2 separate regions of the Mus musculus genome follow, and region 2 is linked to region 1. The links are chromatin loops, found by intact Hi-C in ENCODE. Cell type or tissue: left cerebral cortex. All regions are shown on one strand.

Region 1 (8,000 bases):
AGCCCTGTTCTTACCTGCAGGAACACTCTCTCTTTCTCAGAGATACATCTGTAGCGGTTCCCAGCTTCTGGCCTCCTCCCATTTTCAAATATACATCCAGCTGCTACAGAGAAGCCTGGCTAAGAAATGAACATTTCTTTCCCTCTGCTAGCCCATTACCTCTCTCTACCTCCTTCCTGAGTCTCACCTACCTTGACTTTTAAAGAATACCCCATTCTTCTCGGAAACACTCGACAGCTTCCCTCCCAACAAATCTCACGGGTAATATATGTCCCATGATGAAAGTGATGAAGCTTTTGGATCTCAGCACTTGGATCCCTCTCTATGTCCCCTCTCTGGGCTACCAGCACAGTGAACAGCTGGGAGGGGCCATGTGAGGCATCCCCAGGCTCCCGTATCACTCTCACACTCCCTCTTAGAAAGCTCCAACAAGCCCCATTTCTCTTTTCTTAACAAGTTTACTCCATTTCAGAAGTAAACTATTTCCTATCCTCCTCTTCCCTGTCTTTCTGGTTTTGGCACGAAGTCTCTCAAGGTATCCCTGGCTGTCCTGAAATTCATTACATAGACCAGGCTGACCTTCAACTTACAGAGATCCTCCTGCCTCTGCCTCCAGTGTGCTGACATTAAAAGTGTGCACCACCACTGCCCAGCCCCCATCTCAGTTTTCTTCATGAATCAAAAGAAGTTTGTAAAAACCAAGCACAGACATCCAATGAGAGTAATTGTATCTAGAAATATGTTGTTTCAAATAACTTCTCTTTTTTGTGTGTATTGTGTGATACTCGAGAAAGCTTCCTTCTCATTAACTAACACAAAAGAGTTGTTTTTTTCTAAATAGCTCTCAAACTTCAAAAGTCATAACAGGTACAGTTAATTAGTCAATTTGGCTGCACAGATTTTTTTGGAGCATTTAATACAAAAGGAAAAATGGCATGTATCAGTCAAGAGGAAAAAACAATCAAGTGGAAAAAGAAATAGTTGTGACTTTTCAAGATAGAAAAGTGACCTTCCCAGTACCTACGACCAAAAATAGCCAAGAGGGAAGAAAGTGCCTCCATGACTCCATAGAAACTTAACAGGGAGTAAGAATGCGTTTTTTACACAAACAGCACCAGCTCATAAACACCCAGAAATGTCTGGGTAAACGCACACTGCTCAGATGTCAATTAAAATACACAGATGTTTTTTTTAATCAGACAGATGGGCGAAGTCAATGGTTGTACCACCCAGTGAGCCATGTGCACCAATTTGCACTCTGCTGGAGAACTGTGGGCGGGTGCACACACAGGCAAGCAATCCGTACCACTTACATATTGCACATACATGCCCTCTTTGACTTAAAAAGGTCATCCCACGAGCTGCCCCAATCCCTTGTAAGCTGCAGCACTTGGGAGAGTGGACCCTGAACTTTGATTGCGCAGCACAATGGAGCTTGCCTTGCACCTGAGTGCAGGTGAGCTGGCCCTGAGGACACAAGAGCAGGAGAGCTGCCCCTGATTCCTGCTGATGGTACCATTGGGTGGCCTAACCAGAGCAATGCTGGAGAGCTTGCCCTGGTGGTGTAGGTAAGCGAGAACCTGTGGCTGACCGGCTCAGCTACTACCCAGGCCAGGATCCAGGGCTCTGAGTTGGCCCACCCCCAAATCTATACTACCCGTGAATGGTTGAGACTTGTGAAAGGGACAGTCCTGCTGTTCCAAAGCTGCAGGATCTCCATGACACAGGACAACAACAGGATAAAATGGAAGGAGGTGTCACAGAAGCCAGAGTTTTGGAAGCAGACCAATGACTCATTGCAATGAAAATTTGCCAGTGACGACGTGTGGACAGAGGGGTATAATGTGGGATGTGCTGTGACACCCTACAGCTTCCATGATGAGATGTTTCCTATGCGTTTTTGTTTTGTTTTCTTTTGTTTGCTTGCTTACGTGTTTTGTGGGGAAAGTTGTAAGGGCCAAGGGCAGATATGAAGAAATGGGGAGATGAGTGGGACCGGGGTGCATGATATAAAACTCACAAAGAATCAATAAAAAGTTTAAAAAAAGAAAAGCAGCTGTTCCCACTGCCCCACCTTAAATATATTCCTGTTTCACTCCCTCAAAATGATGTGCACACAATGCCTTTTCTTTGTAACAGGATTTTTCATAGCAAAGACTGGGAAGTATCTACAAAGTATCTACATGTCTATCAGTCCTCAACTGATAGACAGGCTTTACTAAATCTGATATAACCCGCTTTACCTCTTGCTTCTAGTCCTCACTGTTCCCAGCAGGCCTTGCTCTGTCTCCGGCTTGCCCTACAGGTGCTGGCTACAGACTCTTACCCGCACGAGAAGTCATATTTATTTCCTACTTAGAGTGTTCTAATTACAAAACGCTATGCACTTTTATCAAATGGCTTTTCTGCAGTCCCACAGAGAATCTGGGGACTTCTCATCATGAATGTGATAAATTGGTGAAATTTCTCACACCTTGATATTGCTCAGAAGCACAGTACTCTTCCCCATGTTATGTTTTTATTCATTTTCATTAGTTTTAAAATTCGTGGATCCACTTACAAATAGACGTTTGTCCACCGGTTGAGTTGATTTATTCATTTTCCCTCCTATACCACATAGAATGTAGCCGAGACAATCAAGATGTGAGTTTAATTTGCACTGGCGTCAGGTTGGCAGGCTCCGCTCAGTCTATCACACTGTCAGGAAAATGGGAAAAAAAATATGCATGGCTTTCCCACAGCCGGTCAGTGTTAGTAGGAAGTAAGTGCCATCTCGTCAGATGAAGAACAGGATTATCCTGAATAACTCTGGATTTCTGGCAAAGGTGTATATTTTTATTCAAGATTTATTTAGCTTCGTGTACCACCCCCATCCTTGATAGGTAATGTAGTTATTTAGAAATGCAAGGGGTGAAGCAAATATCTCATGTCTCTTTGGCTCCCAGGCCCCTGCTGCGTGTTGGACACACAAGGATGAACGTGCTTCAAAGAATCTAACAAAGGGAATGTTTGGATCAGTAATAACTCCTGAGTAAGATGGCAGCCTGGCTCAGTAGGAATGTGGCCTGTGAAGTGACTGCCTGGCTCACTGAGGGCAAGTGTAGCTGTGAGACTATGAGGGTTAAGTTCAGGAGCTCGCTCTGATCAGTGTAAGGTGATAGAGGCCACTAGCAACCTAAGATGGCGCTGGATGCCCAGTTTAAGGTCAGCAGAAATACAGTTGAACTAAACTAAAGATGGAAAAGAATGAAAGATGGAGACAATGAGAAACTGTAAATACATCTGGTGGAGGCAGAACGTGTAGAGGAGGGTGGAAACAGGAGGAGGTGCTAGAGAGATGGGGTGCAAAAGAGGGGGCCAAAGCTCTGGCTTGGTGTGACCCCCCCTTCCTTAGCCAAGCAGGTGATGTGGTCATTTGCTGGACAGGGCTGGGCAGGGCCTTGGCAGTGAGCATGAAGGGAGGAGGGTGAGAGGCTGAGCGACTCTAGTGAAGCACACGGGGGTGGGGGTGGGGGATGTCATGCTTTCCCAAGGTCTTTGGTGGCATAAGGGTGTTTTCATGGGCAGTGGAGTAGGCTCTACTGTTTTTAAAATTCAAGAGTTTGAGTGGTAGAAAGTAGAGACGGCAACTTGGAAGGGAGGGGATGGGCTGAAGTCCAGGCTTCATCATGCAGGGCCATAGGAAGTGGGCCATGGTCAATGCCCTCTCCTTCCTGGGTCCTCCCCTTCCTTCTCAAATCATCCCCGATATAGACAATGGCGGGTCTATACCCTCTTTCAAAGTTACTTGCAAAGGCTGGGAGATAACTGGACCTTATCCCACAGGACAGAGGGCCTTTCAAAGACAGGTTGATAAAACCCCAGGAAGAGGCCAGCGATCACATCTTGGCCTTGTCTTGGTTTGATCACACCCAAGAACTGATTTTGCCTCTAAAGCTTGTACTTTGTAACATTGTTAAAGGCTCTGAAAACTTTGTTATTTTGTTTTTGGAAACGGAAATTCATGCTTAGCAGTCTGGTGTGGCTTCCTCTGAAGGAGATGGTTGTGAGGGCAGGGACCCTGTGACCTTTTAACTGTGAAAGACCAGTTGCTTTGAGGGTCCAGTTCCGGATCAAAAAACCTCACCAAGGGGGACAAAGAAACATGAAGACAGCTCCAGGAGCCTGCTTTGGCCACAATGACTGCTGTATGGACCACCGGGAAGTAGCTGGATGTTGGTAACTGGAATGACCACAAGATGGCGCTACAACATGTCATTGCAAATGTATGTTTCCTTGAGAAGCATGGAGAGATAGAAGATGCTGCACTGCGGTCATAGGAGAAACAGGCATGTCCTTTGGGACTCCCGGCCATCACCTAATTTACTTACTAAGCTCCAGTGTTTAGACAGAGCTTCCTTACTTGCCTGGCTGGTCAGCAGGGCATAGCTTCTAGTGACAGAGGCTGACTGTCTCACTTGCTGGAAAGCCCTCTCTGATGAGCATTGTGGAGGCGCTACAGTGTTGGTGGACAGAGGTACAGACACGGTGCTATGGAAGTCTAGAGGACACCAGTTAGGGCTGCTTTTTAACTCTCTCCTCACCAAAGTATTCCTCCTTTGCACTTAATAGACAAAGGATTTTGTTTAATGCATCATTGAGAAAACAGAATAAGACAAAACACAATAAAAGGCCAAGCAGATAAACAGGACAGAAAGACTGGCTGCTCAAACAAGAACTCTGTGGCCACGCTAGCAGCTGGACAGTGTCCAGAGGAGACCATCCCTGAGGCACACTGTTCTCCCTGCTCCTTAGAGGCAGGGCAAGAGATTAAACAGCAACAGATAAAATTAATTATAAAGAAACAGTTTATGTAACCGGATATATCAGAACATGGCCATTTTGATACGTTAGGAATGGCAGGCCACAGTTACATTTAATTCTGAAGCTTTATAAATCTAGCATGAACCTCATTTACACTCTGCTTCAGTTCATCAGCTTCAACTGGTAGTCCCCCACACGGCTGCCTCAATGAATGGCTCAGCGTTGGTGTCAAGGGCCTACCTAGGTTGGCTTGGTATAAAGTGTTTTGTACCCACGGTCAGTGTCAGCAGGTAAGAGGGCACCTGTCCTCCTATGGGCATGCTCAGAACACTCTACCTACTTGAGTTTGGCAGTACCCAAGACAGAGCCTATTTCCCCAAACTCTGCCTGGACCTGAAAACTAGATTTTGCACTATTTGCTATTAATGAAGCTAGTTATAGGTCATATTTATATTCCTGGATCAACTCCCAATGTCTAATAATGGGGAGAAAGAGATAACTAAGAGACGAAGGGTCAGGAAACCCACTGTTCACTGGCACGTCAGTAGTCTGCTGCAGGGCTCAAGCTACCACTTTGGCCAAGTGACTGGGGGTGACTGCTCCCCATTTTGAGTTTGTTTTCTGGCCCTTCCTCATTGACTTTGGTCAACTGAATAGGGTGGAGGTGAGGGGTGGCCGTGACATTGGGTCTTAGGGACACTTGTAGTTCCACTCATGGCTTGCAAACTTTGTATCCAGTCCGGCTTGACAGCTTTTACCTGGGGCTAAGACCAGGGGGTTTTGGACTCCACAGCAGCCTGGCAACTTTCTCTCAAAAAAAATTAAAATGAACTGATTTCCATCAATATTAGGACAAAGCAACTGCAGTAACCGCTGATAGTACTACAGACCCAGGGAACAAGGTCACACCCTTGCAGCCTCAGGCAGCCCCCCCCCCCCCAATCCAGAGTCACAGTACATGCTCATGATCTGATGCCAGCAAGTCTCTGGTGGCTTCTCTGAAGCGCAGTTTCAGCCATATACTTAGAAAGCACAACCATGTGGAGATTGAAGAGGCCAACTCTGACTGAGAGAGAAATCCCCTAAGACAAGGGAAGACAGTCTTCACAGAGAATGGAGGACATCTATGGGAGACACACATTTATGCAAGCAGGACCATTCCCTCTCCCTAGGCAGGAGACAAAAGAAGCTGTTGGGTCCCCTGATAAGGGAAGAAGCTCGCAGAGGTAGGAGATTCGAGCCCACATGGAAGTCCCAGTTGCCACACTAAATTTAGAAGCAGTGATTATAGAGACTTCGAGGGAAAGAATAGGAATGTGAGAATTTCACACTCAGTCAAACTATTGTTGGACTTGAGCGGAGAAGAAAACTGTCTGACCACCCACACACAGAGTGATTATTCAGTAAAGCATATCGCCCACCCAAAAGTAAAACACTCAGAGATGGAGAGTCCAGCTCCAAATTCCAGTCTTTTCCTAACTCTTCCCTTAAAAAAAAAAGTTCCAAGTCAAATTAGTCTCCCACGATGGTTATAAACAGGGTGTATTGGTCCAGTGAGTCTGGGAACACGCACGTTTCCTTAGCAGTGACTAACATGATGGCACACCCATTTCCCCCAGTGCCTGCCAACTATTCACCCCCCCCCCCAGTTCTCTCCTAGGCTCCCCGTCTCAGTAGAGGACCTCCCACTGCCACCAAGCCAGAGGAGAGGAAAGTCATGAAGGTTGACTGGCTGCTGCTGGTCCTGAGTCAGAGCTCTGTGTCACCCTGCGTCGCACGCAGATGTCTGATAGGATGGATATGATGCAGAACATCCTGGGTATTTTGGAGCCACGCCCACACGTGCCTACTGGGGCACTGCCCATGGAAGAAGGAACCACAAGTAGCTACTAACCAAGCTCCAGGGTATCCCTGCTGTCCCCGGTCCTGGGAATGAGGCAGTGTCCACTCTCGGTCTGATTGCTGTGTGTTAGCAGCTGTCTGTGAGTCCCAGAAATAAATATGTAATATTGAGCTGCCAGTCTAGACTTAAAGATCCAAATAAGCTCAATTCAGAAGCATGAGAGATGAATGGAAGCCTGGGCATGGCCACTTACTACTTATAGATAGAAGTGCTCACTAACAGCTCCAAAGCTCATGAATAAACTCCAGTGAGAGGGCTGGAGAGATGGCTCAGTGGTTATGGGCACTGGCTGTTCTTCCCAAGGTCCTAAGTTCAATTCCCAGCAACCACAGGGTGGCTCACAATCATCTATAAAGTATCTGGTGCCTCCTTCTGGCATGCAGAAGTACATACAGATAGAATACTCACATAAAATAAATAACTATTCAAAACAAAACAAAAAACCACCAACGAGAAAGAAAAGAGATAAAGCCACAGCTTCATCAAGCTCCCTTCTCATCTCTGCCAGAGAGAAAAGAAGCCAGGAAAGAGGACTCTGGAAACTCCACAAGCCAACCTGACCTAGTGGACATTAGCAGCCTGCTAAGTCCATGGTACAGACTGCAATGATTTCCAGATGCTCATGGAACATGGATCAAAACAGGCCATACTTTGGACTTTAAATCAAGTCTACACAGTGACCAGAACCAAGATCACACACAGGGTGCTTCCTCCAACTGGAGGCATACCCACCCTGTGGTAGAGCAATTCCCTAGAATGCACAAAGCCATGGATTAGATCTTGACACCAAACGCACACATGGGAACTAAATTTGCAATCTGTAATGGAACTCTGAATAACCTCCAATTACTTGGAAACTAAATGACACTCCTTTCTGTTGCTAGACTGTGAAAGTCAAGTCCCAAGTGTGTTAGGTCCGATGGCTACACCGTGAAGCACCTGGAGGTCTGGGCAGACAGGGCAGAAGGACCCTTTCTCTCAAGCCAGAGGCCCATAACTCTGTCACTGGGCAGAAATCTGGGTGCTGGCAAGGCTGCACACCTGGAGGCATTAGGGGAGAATCTATGTGCCCCCTCAAGTTCTGGTGTGCCTAGACACCCTGGCACTGATCGTCTCGTATTCCCCATCTCCTTCGTGCCCACACGGAGCTCTTCTTGCTGCCTGTCGTGATCATGCAATGCCAATAAACACACCGGTATGTTTTCCACAGTGTCTGATTTACTGGACAACAGTACATTCACAGAGCTTAGCAGTTTCTTTTTTCTTTTTTTTAATGAATAGACAAAAATGCATT
Region 2 (8,000 bases), 210 kb after region 1:
TCGAGTAACTTTTCAGCCTAGGATGAACTGAGGGCAGCAGGACAGGCAGATACCAGCCGTCGGCTGGGGAGACAGTCGTCCAGTGTCTCCTTCATATTTGTGATTCTGATAACCAACAATGTGCCTCCTTTTGAGAGTGGACCATAATGATTTGTTTAAAAATACAAACACAGTGCTAACCCAGCAGGCAGGCAGGTCGAGGGGAGATAAGATGTCTTAGGATGATGAAAACATATAGGCATAGCATAAAACCAAGCCCTGGGTTTAACCCCAGCGGTAGTCACTGCCTCAAGGCAACAAAACACTATACAGAGAAACAAGGGACAGAAAGTCCTGAAATTGCATGCCTTGCCTCATGCTGTTCACCTATCAGAGCAAAAGAAATGGCTCTGTCAATTAAATACAAATTATCAATTATATATAAATACATAACTACTTCCTCCAAAGTCTCCTTAACTTCAGTCATGAGTCTGTCTGTCTCTCTCTCTCAAGATTTTGTATATGAGTACACTGTCTCTCTCTTAAGACACACCAGAAGAGGGCATTGGATCCCATTACAGATGGTTGTGAGCCACCGTGTGGTTGCTGGGAATCAAACTCAGGACCTCTGGAAGAGCAGTCAGTGCTCTTAACTGCTGAGCCATCTCTCCCGTCTATCCTTTTTTCTTTTTTTTTTTTTTTTTTTTTTTTTTTTTCTTGTTTTGTTTTGTTTTGTTTTGTTTTTTTTTTTTTTTTTTTTTTTTTTTTTTTTCATTTTTTTTTATTAGGTATTTAGCTCATTTCCATTTCCAATGCTATACCAAAAGTCCCCCTTACCCACCCACCCCCACTCCCCTACCCACCCACTCCCCCCCTTTGGCCCTGGCGTTCCCCTGTACCGGGGCACACAAAGTCTGCGTGTCCAATGGGCCTCTCTTTCCAGTGATGGCCGACTAGGCCATCTTTTGATACATATGCAGCTAGAGTCAAGAGCTCAGGGGTACTGGTTAGTTCATAATGTTGTTCCAAGTGTAAATTATCTCATTTTAATTGGTTAGAAGAAATAATACTTTTTAGAGTGTCCACACTACCCAGTGCAATACCACCACTATATTCAATGCATTTTCTATCAAATTTCAAATAATATTTTTATGGATATAATAAAGTCCTAAAATTCATAGGGAAACTTTAAAAAAAAAAGAAAAAAAACTCAATAGTAAAGCGCTCTTAACCCAAAAAAGTAAAATTGGATAGCACTATTGGACTAAGGATATATTACAAAATTATAATAATTCAAATAGTTTGATAGTGACGTTAAGACAGACAGCTCAAACAATAAAACAGAACAGAATCCCACATAAACTAAATACACAGGGTCATTAGCTTTTTTTAAAAAAATTACCCTTTTCCCATCTTCAGTTGTCGATAGATAGATAGATAGATAGATAGATAGATAGATAGATAGATGGATAGATGTATCCATTCTCCTTTCTCTCCCTTGAGAAAAGTCAAGGAAGAAAGGGTGGGAAAGTCAGAGTGAGGAATCAGGGCTTCAGAGAAGACCCCCCCCCCCCCAGCTTAGCAGACATCACGAAGAACTGCATTGTGGGAAAGTGTCCACAGCTGCTAGCAACCACAGTCTCCTTGGCAGGGGTGGAGAGCTGTGAGCAGAGAACAGAGGCAGACCCAGGCAGAGGCTGCTTTTCCCAAACCTTGGCTGCCAGGAATGACCACAGACCACATGCTGTGTGAACACTGCGTACGGGCTGTCCTTGTGGGCTAGGTGAAGCGCGTGGGGCTGGCATGTTCTTCCTTCCCAGTCACTGGAGCATAGTCCTCCATGCCTCTCAAGGAACAAAGAGCCCCCGAAGTGCAGAGCTCACCTGGGCTCATCACTGGGTTGCAGACGGACGGTCCGTTTCAGCTGCTCTTTCAGCCTCAGTAGTGCCTGATCTGGTGGTATACAGCCACAGCCAAACAGACAAAGCAAGATCATGTGCCTCTCAGAGTCATCCCTTAACCCCAGAGAAAGGCTACTAGGAGACCGTCCGTAGGCTGGAGAAGAGCCCACAAAGCTATCTCTCCGCTCTTAGCCTCCTTTCACCTTACCCAAGGTCACACTCGTCCCTGAACCATGTGAAAGACCAGGCATGGCCACACATGCACCTGTAAAGACAGCCCTGTGGAAGGCGGAGACAGGAGAGTCCCTGGGGCTTGCAGGCTACTCCCTCACTTCTGTGTTCAGTCAGAGAATCAGACAGAAAGTGATAGAGCCAGACACTTGATAGCCTCTTTGTGTGTGTGATGCACCCACCCACATACATACAAAAGGAGATGTCTGAAACAAGGGAGACAAGTAGTATCGTTAAGAAAACTTTACTAGAGAGACACACATGGGGTGTGACTCATCTCATGCTGCTGTGATCTGTGTAGACAGAGGGCCGCACACAAATGGCACTCCTTGCCAGAAGGGGTCTCTGGACCAAACACAGTCAGGCTCTGGAAATTATGGAAGCTTTTGGTTTTTCTGATCCCCCCTCCCCCATTCCCTATTGTTTGGGGCTTTCGTTTTTAGCTTGTACTTCCTTCACAGACATGAGGAAAAGCAATAGCGTTTTAACGTAAAGTTGTCTTTAAATGAGTTTTTAAATTGCTATTGTTCCTTGTAATAAAGCTACCTCTCCAATACTGGCCTCTTTATCTACTCAGTCCCCATTTTCAGAGTTATTACACAATTAACACAATTCTTCTCTCCTTTCCTCCTCTCCCTCCCCTATCCACCCCACCCCCCAAAGTATGGACTATGGAAGACACTTTGGCAAAGGAGTCTTTTCGTTTTGGTTTCTCTCTCCAAGGCACTTGTCTATGAATCATTCTTACTATGGCAGCAAACACTGATGAAACCATTTAAGTAGCTTCTCTGCAACCTTTGTGACCTGCACACCACATCCAGGACTTTGAAAGTCATGTGCTTAAATGAACGACACCAGAGAGCTCACTGGAGGCTTCAGCTGAGATGGAGGCTCTGGGAACACTGGCAGCCCATGCCTCAGCAGGCAGTGTTGCTGGCATCGGTCCCCAAATGGCTGGCTTTGTCCCCCTCTCTACAAATCCATCTGCTTCGAGAGAAGCATCTGCTCCAAGCAGCAGCCCTGAAGCCTCACCCATCAGGCGGGGCGGGGGCTCCATCTCTATTTCTAGCAGAAAAAGCCTTTGACTTTTCTTCTATCCTGAGAAATGAGCTAGCCATTGAGGCCAGAAAATTCTTTTTTAAATTTATTTTTAGCCGGGCAGTGGTGGCGCATGCCTTTAATCCCAGCACTCGGGAGACAGAGGCAGGCAGATTTCTGAGTTCGAGGCCAGCCTGGTCTACAAAGTGAGTTCCCGGACAGCCAGGGTTACACAGAGAAACCCTGTCTCAAAAAACCAAAAAAAAAAAAAAATTTTTAATTTCACACACACACACACACACACACACACACACACACACACACGAGAGAGAGAGAGAGAGAGAGAGAGAGAGAGAGAGAGAACGAGAGAGCAGTGCATATGGGGTAGGCGTATATGCACATGGGTATGCAGGTACCCTTGGAGTCCATAAGAGGGCGCTGGAGTTACAGGCAGTGGTGAACTGCCGGATAGGGTTGCTTAGAACTGTACTGGGGCTAAGCTGTATCTCCAGGTCCCAGACTGTTTAAACGGCTCAGTCAGCAAAGCCCTTGCCTCACCAGCTTGAAAGCCTGACTTTGGACCCCCAACACCTCTGTAAACATTTGGGTTCTGCACTGCATGTCTGCAAATCCAGTGCTGGGAAGGGAGAGTCAGGATTCCCAGAGCTTGCTGCCCTTCAGTCCTAGCAGCTTAATTAGTAAGCCCAAGGCTCAATGTTAGCACTGACTTTAAAAATCAGGTGGAGAGCATGAGGGGGAAAGACATATGGCCCCTGCAGTGATATGCAGAATTACTGTGTACACATGAACATATACGTGCACACATACACTACAATAGAACAATTTGTTCTTAGTCAGGTTTGAGCCTAAATGCCTGCATGTTTCTCCCATCTCCTAACTCTGACAGGTGGGTCAAGCTCTCTACAGGTTGTCAGGGCCCAGAGCCTTCTCAGGATCCTTGGTCTACATCAGCCTGTGACTGTGCCCATCTCAGGTAACTCTGGGAGAAAGCGACTCTCTCACAAGTCTCAGCTGCCAGGCAACCATGATTTAATCTGAGGCTGACCACAAAACCACAAGAGAATTGAGATGTGGGAAGATGAGGAGGCTGCCTGGGTCATGTGGCCAAATACGCTCGTTGAGATCTGCACACACTGTCCTCTCCGGTAAATGGCTTGCTGTTCAGCCCCAACAGTCCCCAAGCCACTCCAGAGAATAAGTCACCTTGGGGCAGAAGGCGGGTGAAACACACCTTCAGACTCTGCACATTCCATGGCCTATGAGCCACCAGCCAGATACTCCCTGATGTCTGCCAGGAATGTCTCCAGTGCCTCCAGGCAGGGATGTGGAAAGAGGCCCCTGGCAAAGCCACAGGGCAGAGGAAGGAGGAAGCTTATGAACTGAAGGGAGCAGGCGTGAGCATGTGGAAGTGAGTGGAGAGGTCTGCTGGAGAACCCGTAGGGTTATATGAGTATTAGCAAGAGCTTGACATGCCTTGCGGAAAACCCAGCACTGTGGCTGAGACAGTCACTCCCCATCCTGTCCCCACACTCAGCGCCCACAGCAACCAGAATCCTCTGCTGCTCTGAGGCTAAAGAAGCCTGCTGGGACCTGGCCTAAGATAGCCACACTCAGGAGTCTGTGTGCCCTGCATGCAGGAGTGTTGCCTGAACACAAGTCCTTTCTGTCCCGCCCTTGGTACAAGGGCTCCCAGGAGAGTCTAAGCCCCTCACCCCCGCTTCCAGACTGCCCTCCTCCCCACTCTCTCTACCTTACCTTGGATCACAGTCCAGCCCATACTCTGTCCTTGAGATATGTTGGGTTCCAAACACAGCTACTGGGCTCTGCACTTTACCCCGAATCTCTAAGTCCTAGCCCTGAAAGACTGTGGAGGCTCTGAACCCTGGTGCCATCTCCTTCCCCACACAGCCAGCTCAGCCCCCGGGTCTTTCCTGTACCTCAGAGGCTAAAGAACCTCCAGTAGGTCTCCCTGTGGCTCTCTCTCTCTCTCTCTTTTTTTTTTCCTTCTCCAACTGAAGACAGAGGAGGATGTAAGAATCTGCCTCAATGCTAACCGGGGACCACCTCGCTCCACCGACAAAAGCAGTTTTGTTCAGAGTTTTATCTGTTCCCCCTGGGATCTTTTTTCTAGGTTGCAGGGGTGGATCTGATTGGTCTCACCACAATGGTGAGAACATCAGACACCAGACACTATGGGGATTGGTTAATTATGGCAGGCCAGCCCACCCCAGGGTGGGGCTGCCTAGACTGCTTACAAGTTGTCTCCTTTCAGGGCCTCTGCCCTGGGAGGGGGAAGAGTTCGAGCCAATCCTCTGACCGCAGAGGGTCAAATCCCTTGACTGGGAGCTGGGTCCACCTCAAAGGCTGGCGCAACCAAGGACCCCACCCTGTATCTGCTTAGAAGTGAAGGCAGGGTCAGACTAAAGCTCCCACTGGGGCAGCCTGGGGAAGAACAGACCGCCTACCCAAGCAGCCCGCCAGGTGCCTTTGTTAAGAGTTGATTCATCCGGAGGGCTGGCCACGCCCGCCCTGGGCTTCCTTTTTCCTGGAGCGTGAGGTGATCCACTTCCTCTTTAGTTTAAAGCCGGCCTGAGTCAGAGTTTCTGCCTCTCTAGCTGGGAGCACCGCCCATTTCCTCCTATTCAGCACAGACCTAAAACCACACAGTCCAGTGTGATGCAGCCAGACCGAGCCTAGGATCAGCAACCTTGCAGGCCAGAGGGCCACATCTTGAAGGGACAGAGCACCAGAGGGCATCTTAAAGTTCTGATCGGAATATTCTGCTTGCAGATCATTGGTGCAGGGAAATGCTGTGTTTTAGGCCTGTTGCATTTTGAGTCTGTGATTATGTGCCTCCCTAACACTGAGATTAGGGGGTTGAAAAAAGGGGTATCTCAAAATACACCCCGTCTACCCTTCAAATAGCCTATCCAGATAGGCCAAAAAGTAAAGTCAAAACTTTAACGTTTAGAAAAAACACACTCACACACTCACACGCTTGCACAGAGAGAAAGAGAAACAAGCAAGATGACCTCTGACCCTGACCCTTCAGGCTGCCCATGAGGTCGCAGCACTAACATGAGTTGAAAGTTGCAATCCTCAAATCTCAAATTCATCCGGTCTCATTGTAAGTAAAGACGGGCTTGTGCGTTTAAACTTATATTCTCACTCTTTGGTCATCAAGCCTTAGTTCAAAGCAATTGTGTTAAATACAGAATTTATGAAAGATGTACTTCTTTTAGGAAAGGTTTGCTCTGGCATGTGAAAGTCCAAGGATAAAGATGCTGGCCAAGACCACTGGACTCCTTAAAATATGTGAAAGAGTGGGCTTCCAAGTCTAATTATGAGGCTAAGTTTTAGTGAAGCAAAGTAAGAATGTGAGCAAAGCACCCAGGAATCAGAAATGCATAACGGAGCAGGAGCAGGGAGCAGCAACCGAGTCGCATGGCATTTTGGGAGTAACTGTGCAGCTGGAACCTTCCTTCTAGAAACCCAAACTGCTTGGAGAGATGATGGCAAGAGCAGCCGCTTCTCCTGCAGAGGATTGGGTTTGGTTGAGGTCCAGGTTCAGTGAGAGACCATGTCTAAATATAAGGCAGAGTGGCTGCATGTGGTACTGCACACCTTTGATCCCAGCACTTAGGAAACAGAGGCAGGTGGATCTCTTATGAGCTTGAAGCTAAGATGGTCTACATAGTTCCTGGTTATCTAGAGCTACACAGTGTGACCTTGACTCAAAACAAACAAGTCAGAGAGGAATTGAAGCTACTTACCATGGGCCTCTGGCCTCAACTCACACAAGTATGCACGTGTACAAAGAAAGACACACAAAGTATCAATACACAGAAAATAATAATCTCAGTGTCATAATTAGCTTAAACTGTCACCTTGACATGCTAAGGACCACCAATCAAGGAATTGCCCTTATCAGATTAACCTATAGGCATATCTGGGAGGTATTTTCTTGACTGCTAATTGATATAGGAGCAGCCAGCCCACTGTGGGTGGTACCATCCCTAGGCATGTAGGCCTGGGCTATATAAGAAGTATAGTTTAGAAGCAAGCCAGTAAGCAGCACTCCTCAATGGTCTCTGCCTGAGTGCTTGCCTCCAGGTTCCTGTCTTGAGCTCCTCTTGATGGGAGAATACAATCCTTTCATCTGCATGGGTCATCTTTATCACAGTAACAAAAAAGCAAAGTAGGACAGTCATTAGTTCCCTACTGTTCCTGCCAGCATTCATGGAGCATATGATACCAAGGTCTTGTCCACAGTGAATGACAGTCAAGGCCCCGCCCACAGCACTAGTCCTCCCTCCCTTTCCCTCATTACAGGTCTCATATCTCTCCTGGGGCCTCATTGAGTCATCCTTACCATGTTATTCCCATTACAGAAATTCTCTTCCTCTTTTGTCAACCCACAGAGGACTAGAATAGCGCCAGCCACGTTCCTCATTACAGTGTCCTCCAAGTCATGAGGCAGAAGTGGATCTGGAACCATCAAACCAGATGTGAGCTCTCTCTTTTTTCTTAGACATGTGGGCTGTGAGAGCTGTTCACTCTCTCAGGCAGAGGCAGAGTGCACCTTCCAGTCTGAGCAATAGATTCAGTTTCCCAATGGCTGGCTCAAGACGATGGAAGAAAGACCCTGGACGTGAGACTGGCAGAAGGGGGTCTTCAAAGCCAGCAGGCACATGCTGTAAATCAGCAGGATGCCCTAGCTGCAGCAGATGCTTGCCCTAACCTGACTTAAACAGTAGAAAGCCATGACCCCGTAAATAACCAAGAGCAGGCCATGTGAATTCCAAAGGAAGGTGGTTTGGGGGTTTCAAG

The links. A loop is a pair of places that touch in the nucleus more often than their neighbours do. Peaks named below come from ENCODE experiments on the same cell type or tissue, not always from the same donor. Only the 100,000 strongest peaks of a DNase experiment are listed, where the experiment ranks them.
Region 2: it touches region 1 in a loop (4-fold over the local background); 13 of 42 quality-filtered maps call a loop at or near these places.

What each region holds. Positions count from the first base shown.
Region 1 is chr17:13,468,383-13,476,382 of GRCm38, forward strand. No RefSeq gene overlaps it. Among named protein-coding and RNA genes, the nearest start is that of Rnu6, 40 kb to the left of the region's middle. In left cerebral cortex, a CTCF peak has its summit at 4,228 (motif pointing right); DNase peaks (open chromatin) are centred at 4,256, 6,126, 6,570 and 6,895; H3K27ac peaks cover 808 bases.
Region 2 is chr17:13,678,253-13,686,252 of GRCm38, forward strand. No RefSeq gene overlaps it. Among named protein-coding and RNA genes, the nearest start is that of Gm24867, 6.9 kb to the left of the region's middle. In left cerebral cortex, CTCF peaks have their summits at 3,613 (motif pointing right), 5,657 and 6,767; DNase peaks (open chromatin) are centred at 2,344, 3,073, 5,637 and 7,598; H3K4me3 peaks cover 1,435 bases; H3K27ac peaks cover 1,821 bases.